Regions from separate parts of the Homo sapiens genome. Here region 2 is linked to region 1. Evidence: chromatin contacts called from ENCODE Hi-C or POLR2A ChIA-PET data. All regions are on one chromosome and are shown on one strand. The core of a region is the stretch at or near the end of the contact, and the rest is flanking DNA. Distances in the headings are between cores, read along the strand shown. Region 1 holds the start of SEMA3A (semaphorin 3A). Region 2 has its middle 170 kb from the start of LINC03017.

The links. A loop is a pair of places that touch in the nucleus more often than their neighbours do. ChIA-PET counts read pairs that join two places held with the same protein, here RNA polymerase II (POLR2A). Pooled maps may share reads with other maps.
Region 2: a map of PC-9 shows a loop between it and region 1 (2.8-fold over the local background). The contact joins the enhancer-like site here to the promoter of SEMA3A in region 1. A Hi-C loop is called at or near these places in 1 of 168 maps with a recorded cell type or tissue (PC-9) and 1 of 50 pooled maps. POLR2A ChIA-PET finds 5 or more read pairs at or near these places in 3 of 52 experiments (HEK293T, MCF 10A and WTC11).

The regions. Positions count from the first base shown.
Region 1 is chr7:84,191,041-84,198,832 of GRCh38, reverse strand. It overlaps SEMA3A (semaphorin 3A), which reads left to right and starts at 4,044. Exons shown (of 17, transcript NM_006080.3): 1 at 4,044-4,358. The coding sequence starts at 4,247. RefSeq lists an enhancer at 3,123-3,930.
Region 2 is chr7:84,698,886-84,706,677 of GRCh38, reverse strand. No RefSeq gene overlaps it. Among named protein-coding and RNA genes, the nearest start is that of LINC03017, 170 kb to the right of the region's middle. Within about 2 kb of position 5,062, at least 4 of the 41 ENCODE cell types and tissues checked have a DNase peak (open chromatin) inside an H3K27ac peak, as active enhancers do.

The DNA.
Region 1 (7,792 bases), core at 2,795-5,294:
GTTGCCACTGTCAAAAATTTTAGCACTCTTTCCCAGTACAGAGGGAGGTGAGGTTAAAAACTACTGATCTATTTGACAGAAAAGTATACAACAGCATGATCATCCTATTAAGCACCTGCTGAAATGTAACTCCACGGCAGGAGTTAATCATATTTGAAAGCTCGAATTGTTAGAACATATTAGACACTCAATTACAAATACAGTTACATATAGTACACTATGTAAATTGTGGGTTAGAAAATAATTGAAAATAGGCTACTTAGAGGAAGAAATAAATAAGAATATTTCACTTATACCTTAAATAAAATTCAATGTTAAAAGGCCAATATAAGGCCGGGCACAGTGGCTCATGCCTGTAATCCCAGCACTTTGGGAGGCTGAGGTGGGTGGATCATTTGAGTTCAGGAGTTTGAGACCAACCTGGCCAGCCTGACCAACATGGTGAAACCCTGTCTCTACTAAAAATACAATTAGCTGGCTGTGGTGGCAGTTGCCTGTAATCCCAGCTACTCGGGAGGCTGAGGCAGGAGAATTACTTGAAACCAGGAGGTGGAGGTTGCGGTGAGTCGAGATCGTGCCACTGCACTCCAGCCTGGGCAACAAGAGCAAAACTCCGTCTCCACAAAAAATAAAATAAAAAAATAAAAAAAGGCCAATATAATATTTGTGACTTTTAAAAAGTAGTAAGTGATACAGTAAAATAAAATCAATGGTTATGGTGTATGGTGTCAAATACAGTAAGTTTTCTAATTTCAGAATTTAGGCCACAGATTCTCAGAGTAAGGAGTGATCTGGCCGGGCTCGGGGGCTCACGCCTGTAATCCTACCACTATGGGAGGCGGAGGCCGGCAGATTGCCTGAGTTCAGGAGTTTGAGAACAGCCTGGGCAACACGGTGAAACTCCGTCTCTACTAAAATACAAAAAATTAGCTGGGCGTGGCGGCGTGTGCCTGTAGTCCCAGCTACTCGGGAGGCTGAGACGGGAGAATTACTTGAACCCGGGAGGCCGAGGTTGCAGTAAGCCGAGATCGCGCCACTGCACTCCAGCCTGGGGGACGGAGCGAGACTCCGTCTCAAAAAAAAAAAAAAAAAAAAAAAAAAAGAGTGATCTTTGGAGGAGTGGATTAAAATCTGCATTGTACACATGCAGCCAGATTCCGATAGATTCTGACACCGCCCATCCAGGTCCACCCATACCTTGCTTCTACTTTAGTTGAGAAATAAGTTGAAGTTTGATTATCCTCAGGTATTTGGGGATATTAAGAAAAAAAAAGTTAAACAATTTTATTCAACTCTGAGCAAAGTCGAATGAGAAGGCAGTAGAAATATAATATTCCAAATGCTTTTGTGAGTGTTTTTCAGGCATTTACTTTCTTCTTTCATTTTTTATTTAACATTTGAATTATCTGTGTGTGGCCAGACATTTCTAGTATTTTATAATTTAATCAGTCTAGGACAGTTAGTTTGCCTGAAGAATATACTATTTTTACATTTCTTAAATAAAAAATCTGCAGAAAAGCAAATATAAATGCAAACCTATGAAACTTTTAAACATCTGGAAAAACAGGAAGATCATAAATAATTTGGAGGATAAGAAAAATATCAAATATAAATAATCATATCATAGTTTATAAAAAATCGTGTGTATATGGAGGTGTCTGTGCTACCAACTTCCATGTGTCAACATTAATTTAAATTATTCATTTTATGAAATGAAATAACTTTGTCCTGATTTTGTGGTTCAAAATCCAGATTTTATGTTTTTCTTCCCCCATGGAGCCATTTTTGACCCTCTTTTATCTAAATTTACTTACAGCCTTTTGTTTTATTTGGAGCATATAAAAATGTTTTAGGATTAGACATTACACAGGTGAAATGGATACACTTATAAATTTTATTATCCTGTTTAGTTTTGACAAAAACTTGCTCTTCTATTCTAGAAAACAAGAGTAAAAATATAAATATATTTTAAGACATATAAAATATATACTAATGAAAATGGTAAAACTACTTAAAGCATTTAAACTAATTATATGTGAGATTTCAATAGGATAATTCATTAGTCCAATCCTTGAAATAATCCCAAAGCGACATGAATTCCTCTGCAGAATGAATGTCTATAGAGAGTAATCCATGGAAGACAGACAAGCCTCTTGTCATTTGTAGCCTTAATCCATTGCCTAGAGCGTGAAAGTGCCTAGTATAACAAGTGTGGGAATCAGTAAAATCAACATTATTTTTGGATTTTATTTTCTTAACAATACTGGCTGATCAATAGGCTTGAGGAAACTGACAAATACAATAAGATCTGTTTGATGAGTCAATCTAGTGAAGTAGAGAGAGAATTCCTACTCCCTTTTCCCCATTCTCCCCCTCTTTAAATCCTCCTCTTCCTCCTTCTCCACCTACATTCACACAAGCCACACATCCAACGGCAGAGAGGGAGAGACAGAGAGAGAGAGAGAGAGAGAGAGAGAGAAAGCAGAGCGAGCGAGCGCTGTGCTTTCTCTATTGGTCTGTGGACATTAAGTAATGAAAGCTGTAGTGACAATGCTTAGATCATTTTCTTAAGAATACTAAGCCACTTTCAGTAGGTGTTTATGTTTTTAATTGTGAGACTCACTCTCTCCCTTCAGCCAAGAAGTTTCCCTACTATTGAAGTTGAGTCTCTGGATTCCAAGTGCTGTTCTGGAGGTGGGGGGTGGGGAGTGGTGGTAGGAGGGGGTAGGGCAGAATCATTTGGGGAATAAAGGAGAGAAAGTTCTGTCCTGTTAACTTTTTTATACATCCCCTAAAGATTCTTGTAAAAATATCAGCTTTGAGGAAAACTGAATGAAAAATAAGAGAGAAAATTGAGAGGCCACAGCCAACTACTTGTTTCAGAAGGAACTAATGGTGTTCATATGACTGCCTGAATACATGCCTATACGTCCCACAGAAAATTTAGTAACCCTTCAGCAGCTCATGAAGACACAGAGATATTCTTTTCATGTTACTCCTTGACACTCAGCAGGGACTTTTGTGAACTTTGTCATCTTCCGCTGCCCTTTAAACCAAAACTAGGGAAGTGTCTTTAATTAATGAGATGTGATGCATTGAAAATGTTAGCCAGAGCATTCCAGAAGCTGGAAAACCATAGACGTTTTTAAATTCTGAGTATCCTTTTGAGAATCCCCCGTTGTAATTTATAATTCTCAAAGGACCTATATTTGTCTTGAACTGATTGTTGGAATGGGCTTTAGTAGGAATTTCTTCCCTGAAATTGCAGTGGGACAGAGGAAGGGGGTGGTTGAGCCCAGGGGGTTTGTTGGGAGGAGGGAATGATCTCTAACAAGGCTTTAAAACCTTCAGTGGTTAAAGTTGTATTGATGAGGATATATAGACACACACACACACACACACACACACACGCACACATACAATGCACAAGTTCAGCAGGATTGTATAATGAGCATGAATTGTAAATTTTGTAGGTAGCAGAATTCAGATTTTTAAAATCAAAATTGCACCCAAAAATGGCTATAAAACAACGCTTGCCTTGGGAAGTAAATTTATAGCTACATGCCTTTCACAGGCACGCCTGAGGGTTCTGCTCCCGGCTCTAATCTCTACGAGATGTTTTTTGCATGTGTTGTGTGACAGGAGGGAAGGGGAGTAGGTTGAGCTCGCCTGTTCTCCCATTGTCAGCCAGTCTAGTGAGTGTTGGGGAAACCTGTCTGTGGGATCTTGTGTCATCTCCCTCTACATGCGTACAGGAAAAGTCCGCGCTGCTCACGGTTTCTCTCTCTCTCTCTCTCTCTCTCTCTCTTTCTCTCTCTCTCTCTCTCTGTTTCCCTTTCATTCTGCTTCCCCGGAGCCGAATGAAGCAGGGAGCAGGATTAGAGACTGCCACCGGCTATCAGAGGAGCTTAGATAAAAGGAACTGCTTCTTAAGCACCACTGCAGCAGACCTTGTTAATTTTTTTTTTTTTTCTTTCCACACAACAGTTGTGCCTCATTATCCGGTGCCTGGCTCGGAATTTTTTTTTTTTTTTTTCTTTTTGGAGGGTTTGAAGTTTCTGTGCTTCAGTGACTGTTACAGAAGAAGAGGTGTTAGTGTTGCCATGAGGTCTTGATTGTCTGCATTTATGAATGAAACTGACCTAAATCACCTGTTACCTCCAGTTTCCAGATTGTTTGAACTTCTCTGGCCGCACAATACAGGAAGGAAGACTAAAGCAGCAAAGGGACCTACAGCGTCTGCAGCATGGGCTGGTTAACTAGGATTGTCTGTCTTTTCTGGGGAGTATTACTTACAGCAAGAGCAAACTATCAGAATGGGAAGAACAATGTGCCAAGGCTGAAATTATCCTACAAAGGTAAATCTTATTTTTCTTTTATTTGGTTAGCTTTGTAATAACCGCCCCCCCCCTTAATTCCTTGAACTCCCTCCCAACCCCAAATCATCAAACCTTTAGTTTAACCTGGTAAACCGACGTGATTATGTGTATCTTTCTGAGATGCTTTAAACGCTTTTTGTAAAAAGCATGTCTTCTGTTTGATATATGACAACTTAAATGCAAACAAAGAACATTTAATCACATTTGCTGAAAAGAGCTGTATGCCTGGTACACGCTGATCTGTATATCTTATTATCCTATCTTATGCCTGTTAATTTTTCCGACTTTAATTCTATTAAAATATTTTCTTAAAAATAGAAATGCAAAAATGGTCTCTTTGTAGATGTGCATGCCTTACCTATAATTACTATGATGAATTGCATTTTCTTAGTTTTAGACATGAAATGGTTAATCGTCATCATGAATATTCAGTTTGTTCAAATCTGACAATCAGATGCTTAACATAAGCAGTAGATCATGGTTTGCCAAGAGAACATAAACTGGATGGAACAGACTAGTTTTTCCACAGTGCCTTATGATTGTACAAAAGACTGTATTTGGCTAATTGTGTAAAGCTAAAGTCTTTGAAATATTATGTTATTTAATTCTATATGTACTTCAGTGAGAACTGCAGACACATTACTGTCTGCTTGCATAGGTAGTTGTGTAAACTTCTCTTTTGAAAAGTATAAATTAAAGAGAGAAAAAAGAGCTTTATCACTAGTGCTTTATTTGGTTACAATTTAATGTATGTGCTTATTTTTATTGAGGATTTTTTATGTTTGTTCCACATTTGCTTAGATAGGTCTTATAGATAGATGATGTGTAAAGTAATGCTAAAGTAGAGCCCAAAATGATATACATACATTTAGTGGCAGTAAATCTTTCTATAACTCAGGTATTATTAAAATGGAGTTGAAGATTAAACTGTTTTAACTCAAGTAGTTTTACTCCCTAAGGTGTTGATTTCTTATGATTCTCAGATTTCTAAAATTGGGGGTGGAGCAGTGAGAAGCTCTAATTAAGCTTATTTTTTAGCCTATAAGTTAAAATAAAAATTATTGAAGGTATTTGTAGAGATGTCTGTCTACTGTACCTTGCTCTTATGCCACAAAACATATTCTTTAATTCTCATATGATGGGGAACATCTTTTTCTGAATGCCCTAGTGTGAATGAGGATCTCAAATCAGAAGAGAGATGTAATTTTCACACTTTGAATTAGAAAATTAAACACCTAGTAATGTGTTTCTTTGGACTTAGTGCTCGTTAAATGAAATGCATTGAATTAGAATATCTATTTACTTTTTGGTGTAATGTTTTCCTGAGTATCAAGTTGGGAATAGAGACTTAAACATCAACAAACAGAAGTGCAATTGTACTTATGTAAGTTTTAAAAAATCATGTAGCGTTATTTAATTAATTTAGTAACTGTCTTTAAATTATTTCCATAGTATATGATATTATGGTGTCTGTGTTTTTATCAGTTTTGCTTTCTGTTTTCACTCCTTGACAAGGTGACATCAAATAAGTCTAAGTTGATGGTCCACTTTATCCAAGTTTATGTTCCCTATAAGTTTTACATGCAACTTTAGTTCTCAAAGATGTGACTGGCTATTTGTAATACTTTTAGTTTAACAAGTTTAAAATCATGATATATATTTTAAAAATCTGCTAGGCTTGAATATATCTAAGTGCTAAATTCATTTTAAAATAAAATAAAAATAGGGAATTAAACTTTTTTATTTTGCAAGAATTTTATTTCCATGATAATAGGTTACTCTCCATGATAGAGGAGGCACTTGTTCTTTCTGTACATTAAAAATATTACATTTAATTTGAATATCCTTTGTTGTACACATATGCCTTAAACCTATCTGATGAAGCAAGCAGTATATATTAGCAAGGTGTATATATTTGATATTGTCTTTATAAGCCTTGTTTTAGTGATGGCATCCATTAGAATTATTCTGCTTTCCTTTAAGTAAAAAACTGCTTTACAGCTACATAACAATCCCATTGATACACCTAGAGCTTAATAATTTGGTAAAATAAACTGTGAAATGAACAACAGGAAGAAGAATAAAAGGAATGGCCTGAGGAAATTTTTTTCTGTTATTTTATTAATCTGTCATTACCTTTTTGTCTCTACATGTACGTTTGTTTGGCCAAAGCAAGTATGTGGTAGCCAATTGCCAGTACTTTGTTTCTAAAGTACAATAGAGATTTTTTTAAAGCTACTTCTTGTTTCTCCTTAATTAGATGTCAAACACAGTTAAAACATCCACTGCATTGCCCTTAAAAATATTCCAGCATGATTCATGAAGAGTTAAATCCCTGCCAACCTTAATTTCCCATGGTCACTTGTTTTCAAAGATCCACCATTAACTCTCTCATTGCTCAGGTTGCCAAGATGAAGTTTCTGGCAATCACTGTGCTTACTTTCTACTTATCATTTTTGCCTGGTAGGAGATGAAAGAGACTTGACATGTTAAAAAGAAGTAAAAACAGGAAAGTGGCCTTTGTAGCGGGTGTACATATCTAATAAGATACCTCTTTACTTTCTAGGAAAAAGGAATTGAATAGATGTGTTCAGGACCATCTGGAGAAGTGATAATATTAGAAAAATGGGGTATGCTGGCTTTTCCTCTGAACCAATTTGATTTAGAATCCTTATGGGGGAAGAAAATGTGAGAACTCTGTAAATCTCAGCAGTTACATAGAAATTATCCTTAAGAAACATTTACTCAGAAATACTTTTGTCTTCTTTAAATATATGTAATATAGCTAAATGGTAAAATCCTTCTTTTAAAAAGTGGTCCATGCATAAATGTTTATTTCTTCTACAAAACTAGTCAAATTTCACTTTTCTCATGAAATACAGGAAAATCATATAATCTTCCATTTGGGATATGTGATACAATGAAGTCTTCAGAAAAACCTGCATGAATCACAAGAAAATAATTAGGGTTTGGGTTTTAAACAAATGACAAATATTCCATCATCCAATGTAAGGGGCTATTCCAGGACACTATGTGCTTCAGTTTTGGTAGAAATCAAAGACACATGCAAGTCTCAATGTGATGGTGATCCTGTGAATCCAAAGGTTAAATCAATGATTTTAACCTTAACTTCATAGGAAGGACTTAGTAAATAGCACTTTAAAAAGTGGTAGGCCTTCTGAAAGCTTTCTTTTTTCTATTTTCTAAAGTTGTTTTTTTTTTTTTTCAGAGTCAAGGTATTATTATAAGAATGAGGTTATCAATTAAATAAAAATTCTCATATGTATATGTGTGACAAGAGAAGATCATTTTATTTAGTTAAAATTTCTGAGGTAAAATTTGCAAAAGTTCTTTACCTTTTGTTCAATAAATTACAATTAGTTCAAAAATTAATTAATATGAATGATTTTCTA
Region 2 (7,792 bases), core at 3,813-6,312, 510 kb before region 1:
TTTACAAGATAAAAACAAACAACCCCATCAAAAAGTGGGCAAAGGACATGAACAGACACTTCTCAAAAGAAGACATTTATGCAGCCAAAAAACACATGAAAAAATGCTCATCATCACTGGCCATCAGAGAAATGCAAATCAAAACCACAATGAGATACCATCTCACACCAGTCAGAATGGCAATCATTAAAAAGTCAGGAAACAACAGGTGCTGGAGAGGATGTGGAGAAATAGGAGCACTTGAAGTTTCTTTTTTGACTTCATTTTATAAAATAGTTCTCATATTTCCTCATCCTTTTGGCATCAGAAGACATAGGGAAAATGGCCAGGTAGGTTATAATTTAAGCCTATAAATTTAAAAACTTATTTATATTGCAGAAATATAGAAAGGTAGTTGGAGGTCTGAAATAAAACATTGAAAATGTAAGAGAAATAATTCATAAGAAATGATGAGCCGAATGTCTTATATGAGAAAAAGACATGTAGAAAATTTCATACATTTTTCATGAACTCACCAAGAGGACTTGATTGTGAAAATGCCATCCACACCATCAATTCTTCTTCACCTATATATAAAACATGATTGACTTTCATAAATTTAGTTTTCCCAATTATATTCTCAAGTTTCCTGTTTTTAATTTTTTTTTTTTTTTTTTTTTTTTTTTTGAGATAGGGTCTCACTCTCTCAGGCTGGAGTGCAGTGGCATGATCATGACTCACTACAGACTTGAACTCCTGGGCTCAAGTGATCCTGCCACCTCAGTCTCCTGGGTAGCTGGGATTACAGGTGTGAATCATCATGCTTGGGTAATTTTTAAATTTGTTTTTTATAGAAACAGGGTTTCACCATATTGGCCAGGCTGGTCTCAAACTCCTGGCGCCAAGTGATCCTCCCACTTTGGTCTCTCAAAATGTTGGAATTACAGGGATGAGACACCATGTTTCATTCAAGTTTTATTCTCCAAATATTTGTCATTTATCAATCTTTTGCCTCTCAGATCTAAACCCACCCTTCATTGCTTGCTCTATGAAAACACAGGTAATCCATTTAAACTTGTTTTTTTTTTTTTTTCACCAGCTATGCTCTGCTATGCTTTGTCAGTAGAGGATGCTTAAGAGAAATGGCAGGAGGAACGAGTTTTTCTTCCTGGTTCTGGGTTGTTTCATTGGATAGTTCTTGCATACAAGTTCCCAGCAACCAGCTCCTGTAGTGCAGATGGCTTCCCCAGTACTCAGCTCCTACAGAACATGGTGTCTGAAACCCCTCTAGTAGTCAGTAGCTTCGTACTGGAGCCTCCCCAGTATAGCACTTACTTATGAATGGCTTTTTCTGGCATGCTAAAAGGCAGCTCTCTAACAAGTTCTGCCAGTATGCCTGGTACCACAGCAATTTCTCTGTCCTTTAGTGATCACAGCAATGCCCTCTATAACAAAGTTCAGATCTCAGCCCTGACAGGGCAGGGTTCTCTTTTGCCCTGCCTTAAATACAAAAGTAATGCCTTCTCCTTTACAGCTGCTATTCCAGTATTCATTAGAGTTGTCTTTAACTCTTACTAATCTCTTCATTATTCATATATCCTGTTATAATAACTAATTCAGTATATTAGCTTTTTCCCATTCAAGTTACAGTGAGGTTTCTCTGTCTTAATTGGATCCTGATTTACACAGTGGCAGCGGTTGCCTAAAAGCCAGGCTAGTGTTGCATTTCATCTCTTTGATTTCTGCGCTAGCCAGAGAAGTGTTAATCTATTGTATTCATCTACTGACAGGTAGTGAGTTGAATAGTGTCTCCTTGAAAAGATATGTTCATGACCTCACTCCTAGAGTCTGTGAAGACCTTACTGGGGTCGGGGGTGGGGGGGTCTTTACAGATACAATTAACTTAGTGATATCAAATTAAATCATACTGGATTACCTGGGTGTTCCCTAAAACCAATGACAGCTATTCTTATGAGAATGAAGCAGAGGGAGATTAGACAGACAGAAAAGGAGGACACACGGGGAAGAAGGCTATGCTAAGACCAAGGCAGAGATCCGAGTCATGAAAAGCCAAGCCAAGGAGCACTTGGAGACACTAGAAGCTGGAAGAGGCAGGGAAGGATTCTCCTCTAATGCCTCTGGAGGGAGCATGGCCCTGCTGACAACATGATTTCAGACTTTTGGACAGATAATACCTTTCTGTTGTTTAAGACATTGTGTTTGTGGTAATTCGTTAAGCCAGGCCAAGGAAACTAACACAGACGAAACCAGAATCCCAATGAATTTGACAACATTAATGATATATTATCTAAATTCTAACTCAATACAGATAGATAACAAATGTATTTTCTTCTACCAATTGAAAATGAATTTCATGACTGCTGTTCTTTATTAAACATTCTATGTAATAATAACTAATAAATATGATAGCAATGGAATAAACTATGATAAAATTCATATTAAATATTAAAGCCAATCAAAAATGTAATGAATAATTATGATTGATGACAATGCCATTGATGATACTTATTACCTGTACTCAGTAACTGGTATGTTTTTAACCTTATATATTCCATATATAAGCTTCTTCAGAATTTTTTTTCTTTAAGTGCTATAGAATAATTTTAATTGGTAATCAAATAATACTGATACCACTAAAAATTTGAAAAGCCATAATGATAATAGTTACACTGCTGAACACTGTCTTTATAATTGTATATTTAATATTTAAACTCAAAAGGAAACCTAACAATATTAATGCATTTTATATTCATTTACCAAGAAAGGCAAGTGAAAAAATTTGAATTATTTGTAGATAATTCTCTTTCTAATAATTCCAATTTCATAGGCATTTCAGATCTAATTTCCATATTTTGTTCCTCAGAAAATTACAATATACTTAGAGCACAAAATTTATCATTTCAATAAGAAAGAAAGTTTATAATAAAGTTCTTAAGTGGGGTCCATATATTCTTGTATAAAATTGTAACAGCAAATAGAGTAGGAGCTAACCTCCTTCTAAGAATTAAAACATGGAGAAGAAAATTTACAAATTAGCCAAGTCTTAAGAACACATAACTGTGTTTTTATTGTACTTGTTATTTTCTATGTAAATAAAGAAGAGGTTTAAAACTAAAAATAATAATAATGAAGGTAGTATACTCTTAAATCCACCATGGAAATTAATACCTTTATTTCTTAATTATACCTACTTTGGGATCAGCCTAAATCCTTCCAGGTTTGAGATTTCTTATGAAGCGCAGTCTAATTTCAGCCTTCTGAAAGAATTCAGTGGGTTAGCTTTCAAGAACAAAAGGAAAAATAATTTATCTAATTATTGGAAATTCCAAGAAGAGAAAATGTCTTATGCCAAGCCTAAAATATTTATATTTTCTTGAATTAATTTATAGCTAGCAAACTCTGTCTTCCGAGTTCTCAAAAATAAATGTAGACTTAAAAATCTACTTAATTTTGTATGCTCTTTAAAACAACATTTTGATGAGTTAAATGTAAATGAATCAGAAACATATGGATAAACTCTCTTTAAAGTATTTATAGCTATAAATATATGCATAAAAGAGGAAACTAAATACTTTGCAAAATATAGTTTGGGCTTGCCACACAATCATTTGATAATTACTTGAGTTATTTATCATCAGTGAACAGGACTGCTTCCTCCTTCCAGAATTGCTTTGAATGTGGTGAAAATATTTTGTGGAAATTAGTAGAACCTATTAGAGGAAATCCTTAGTTCCCTCTGCCTAGATTGATAACATTTCAAATGAACCAACAATATTTAGCCATAAATAATTATCACACATATGGGAAATTAATTGTATTTTTTTATCTTAATTATCCACTTCAGTAATCATTAAAGTTATATATGATAATATTGCAGCAATAACATTTGGAATATAGAAAAGTATATCAACAAGATTGAGGGTAAATGTTGATATTTCTCTAAGAGGGGATAAAAATCATTATAATTTGGAGGAATGAAAACACATAATTGCTATTAAGCACTTTATACAATTGTATAAAGAGTCAAAAATTTACATTTTATTAGTCTACAGTATATTTATATTCTATTAAATAATTATTAATTTTTGTTTTTTTCAAATCTACCTACATTTGGATGTTTGAAGACCTTAGCACAGCATAATGTTACTAAGTGGTAGATACTTAGACATGTAAACCATTATTAATATTTGTTCATTGTAATGGTTAATTTTGGGTGTCAATTTGACTGAATTAAGGGATAAGCAGGTAGCTGGTGAAGCATTATTTATTCTCAATAATTGCATTAATTATTCTCCATGCCTCAGTAGGCACTGAACCTGTGCCTCTCTGTTGAAAAGGAAACCCAGGTGACTTGGCATTTGATTAAAATAATTAGGTTGCCCCAAGTATGTCTATGAGGGTGTTTCTGGAGGAAACTGGCACTTAAGCCTGGCTGAGTAGGATCCACCCTCAGTCTGGGCAGGCACTAAGCAATCAAGTCTGGATGAACAAAAGGGCAAATGAAGGGTGAGTTATTGCTCTGTTTCTTTTGAAGCTGGGACCCATTTCTTCTGCCCTCGGATATCAGATTTCCAGATTGTTTGGCTTTTGGACTCTGGGACTTTGACCAGCAGCCTCCATGCCCTAGGACTTGAGGACTTGGTCTGAGTCATGCTACTGGCTTCCCTGGTTCTCAGCTGTAAATGACGTGTTACGAGACTTAATCTCCGTAATCAAGTGAACTAGTTCCCTTAAGAATTTCCTTCTCATATATTTATTTTTCTCTCCCTACATGTATGTATATTATTGTTTCTGTCTTTCTAAAGAACCTTGACTAAAACATTAATGAAAGGTACATTTCTCTGCCTCACAGTTTTTACTTTTTGGTTCATACATTACAAAATCCTACCTTTAGATTTAATTAATATGGCTTTTTTTTTTTCAAATTTCTTGAACATATTTCATCACATATTAGTTAAAAGGAAGTTTTTATTTTGGGGGGGTATAATCTGCTTTATGAGCCATACAAATTAGCGTGTCATGAGTCATACTTTCCACCAAGCATTTCAAGTGTGAAGAGGCATCCAAATTCAACACAGAACTGTTGCCATGGTATACGTTTCCCGTCTTCTTCCTTGGTCTACATAGGATTCAACTACTCAGGCATTTTTAGGACATTAATTGAAGGGGATAACAATAATACCTCTATCAATCCTTAAACACTCGCTTTTGGCCGGGCACTGTGCTGTCTGCTTTATGTTTTTGTTTATGGTAATTACATTTTCTTATTTCTTATTTCATTAAACAATTCTAATATTTCCTTACACTGTAAAGATAGACTGACACAAAATCATAAACATTCCTGGATATAAATTTTAATCAAAATTCAAAGTGTTTCTTGTTCAGTGGTTTCTGTCTAAATTTTTGGATAATCACACTAGAGTTCAATATGTTTCCTATATAATCTGACAATAGTGCTTATGTCTCTGTCCTCACACAGCTGCACTGTGATTCAGACAACCTGAGTCACAGACCCTCTATGAAAATTATTGTTTATGAAATACAAAATTTAAAAAACAGTGATGAACAAATTATTGAATAAAAAAGGTGTGAATTCATAAACATCAAAGACACAATTGCTTTCAATTTAAGGCTTTGTTCAGAGTCATGTTTCAAGAAAGACATAGTTTCCAAAATATCCAGTTTTAGTTATGAATCATATAATCAAAAATGCATGATGTTGGTCAAAGCATATAAAGTTTCAATTATGCAGTATGAATAAATTCTGGAGATGTAATGTATAGCATGGTGACTATAGCTAATAGTAGTGTATTTTTTACTTGGGGATTTGCCGAGAGAGTAGGTCTAAAATGTTCTCAGCTAAAAAATTAAAAAGTAACTATGTGAGGTGATGGATATGTTAATTAGCTTGATTGTGGTATTCATTTCGCAATGTACACTTATATCAAAACATCACATTGTATACCTTAAATATTTACAATTTTGACTTGTCAGTCATACTTTAACAAAGCTGGAAAAATGTATGGTGCTCTACACCTCTACACTGTGATGAAAACATGTTTCAAAAATCAATAATTGTGCTTATTAACATATTGGAAAGTAATGGTTGATGATCGTCTATTTGCTCATCCTCCAGGTATAATTGAAAGTCAATAAATCCAGTAATCTCAAGGTCTTTTAAAATTCTGAGGTTTTTTTTTTAAGGCTTACACTGATTGAACAGTTATTGCATTTTTATATTCTATCTTCCAAATAAATGGGTGAATTGATTCTGTTTAGAAGATAATCCCTTTATCTTTTACTTCAATCACCTTAGAAAATGAAAGAAATAAGAAAACAAGGACTGCAAACTAACATCCTCTTGGTATTTTAAAATCAGAAAAGTATTATGTTGTACTACAAAGAAGGTACCCAATGATATACTGTATTCTTGAAAAATAATAAGACAGTGGATACTAAGTGTCCTCACCACAAAATGATAATTATGTAAGGTAATGCATATGTTAATTAGCTAGATTTAGCTATTCCACAATGCATATATACTTCAGAACATTATGCTCTACAAAATGAGTACAATTTTATCTGTCAATATAAATGAATAAATTTGAACATTCTAAAAAAAAGTTACACAATGACTAATGAAAATGAGGTAATATAATCTTCCATGTCGTTCCTATGCCATTAATTTTAGTTTTGTTTGTTTGTTTGTTTATTTTTTTAATAGACAGAGTGTTGCTCTGTTTCCCAGGCTGGAGTACAGTGGTATGATTAGTGGCTTTTTTACTTATTTTTTGTAGAGACTGAGTCTCACTTTCTTGTCCAGGCTGGTCTCCAACTCCTGGCCTCAAGTGATCCTTTCACCTCAGACTCCCAAAGTGCTGGGATTGCAGGCATGAGCCTCTGCACCCAGCCCCATCAATTTGAAGAATGTAGGATATGGCTCAGTAGTTGTGATTTAACTTGGGCAGATTTTGTGAAGATAGGAACTTTACAGGTAAAACTATATCTGTTTTCCTTCAGTGAATTGACTTTTTAAAGCCATCTATTATTCAGTAAATCAATACATAAGTAAATAAAAACTATTTATAGCTATACAAAATAGTTATGTTATTGAATCACATTGTTAATTATAGCAATAATTACCCATTCATCCAACAATTTTCAGAGCTGACCATATTTAATTCTTGAATGTAATCTTTCATCTCTGAGGTACATATAATTTTCACATTATTGTAAAAAATAAATTCTGGGAGAAGAAACAGCATGCTGCTTGTCAGGGCCAGGTCTCTTCTATTAAATAATAAATACATTATCTATTTTAAATGATTTATTTAGTAAATTTTATTTAGCTTTTTATTAGGAGTTTTAAAGTAATCTATAAAATAGGTTAAAATCTTAGAAAAATTTGCTTGATTTTGATTTTTTTCCTTTGGTTTAGTAATTAGTGAGTTTGCTTATAATATAAAAGGCTTTTCCTTATGTCATATGTAACCCTAGATAGCAAAGGTTCTGTGGTTTACCAGGGCAATTTTATGCAGTCTTTGTTGATTTTATTACATTCATTTTTTTTAAGAGAACAAATATTCCTCCTTCATTTATAAAATAGCTAATTTCTTTACAATCCTGATAACTTATGTGTTTATTTTAAACTATTTTATTTTCATTTACTTAAATACATAACAAGCATTGTTTTTCTGGCACTTGATATTTTATCTTTATTGAGTTTAAATACACTCTGAAAACTTCATTTTGCCTTCCAAAATTGGATCCTAAATTTTTTAAAAGTAAAATA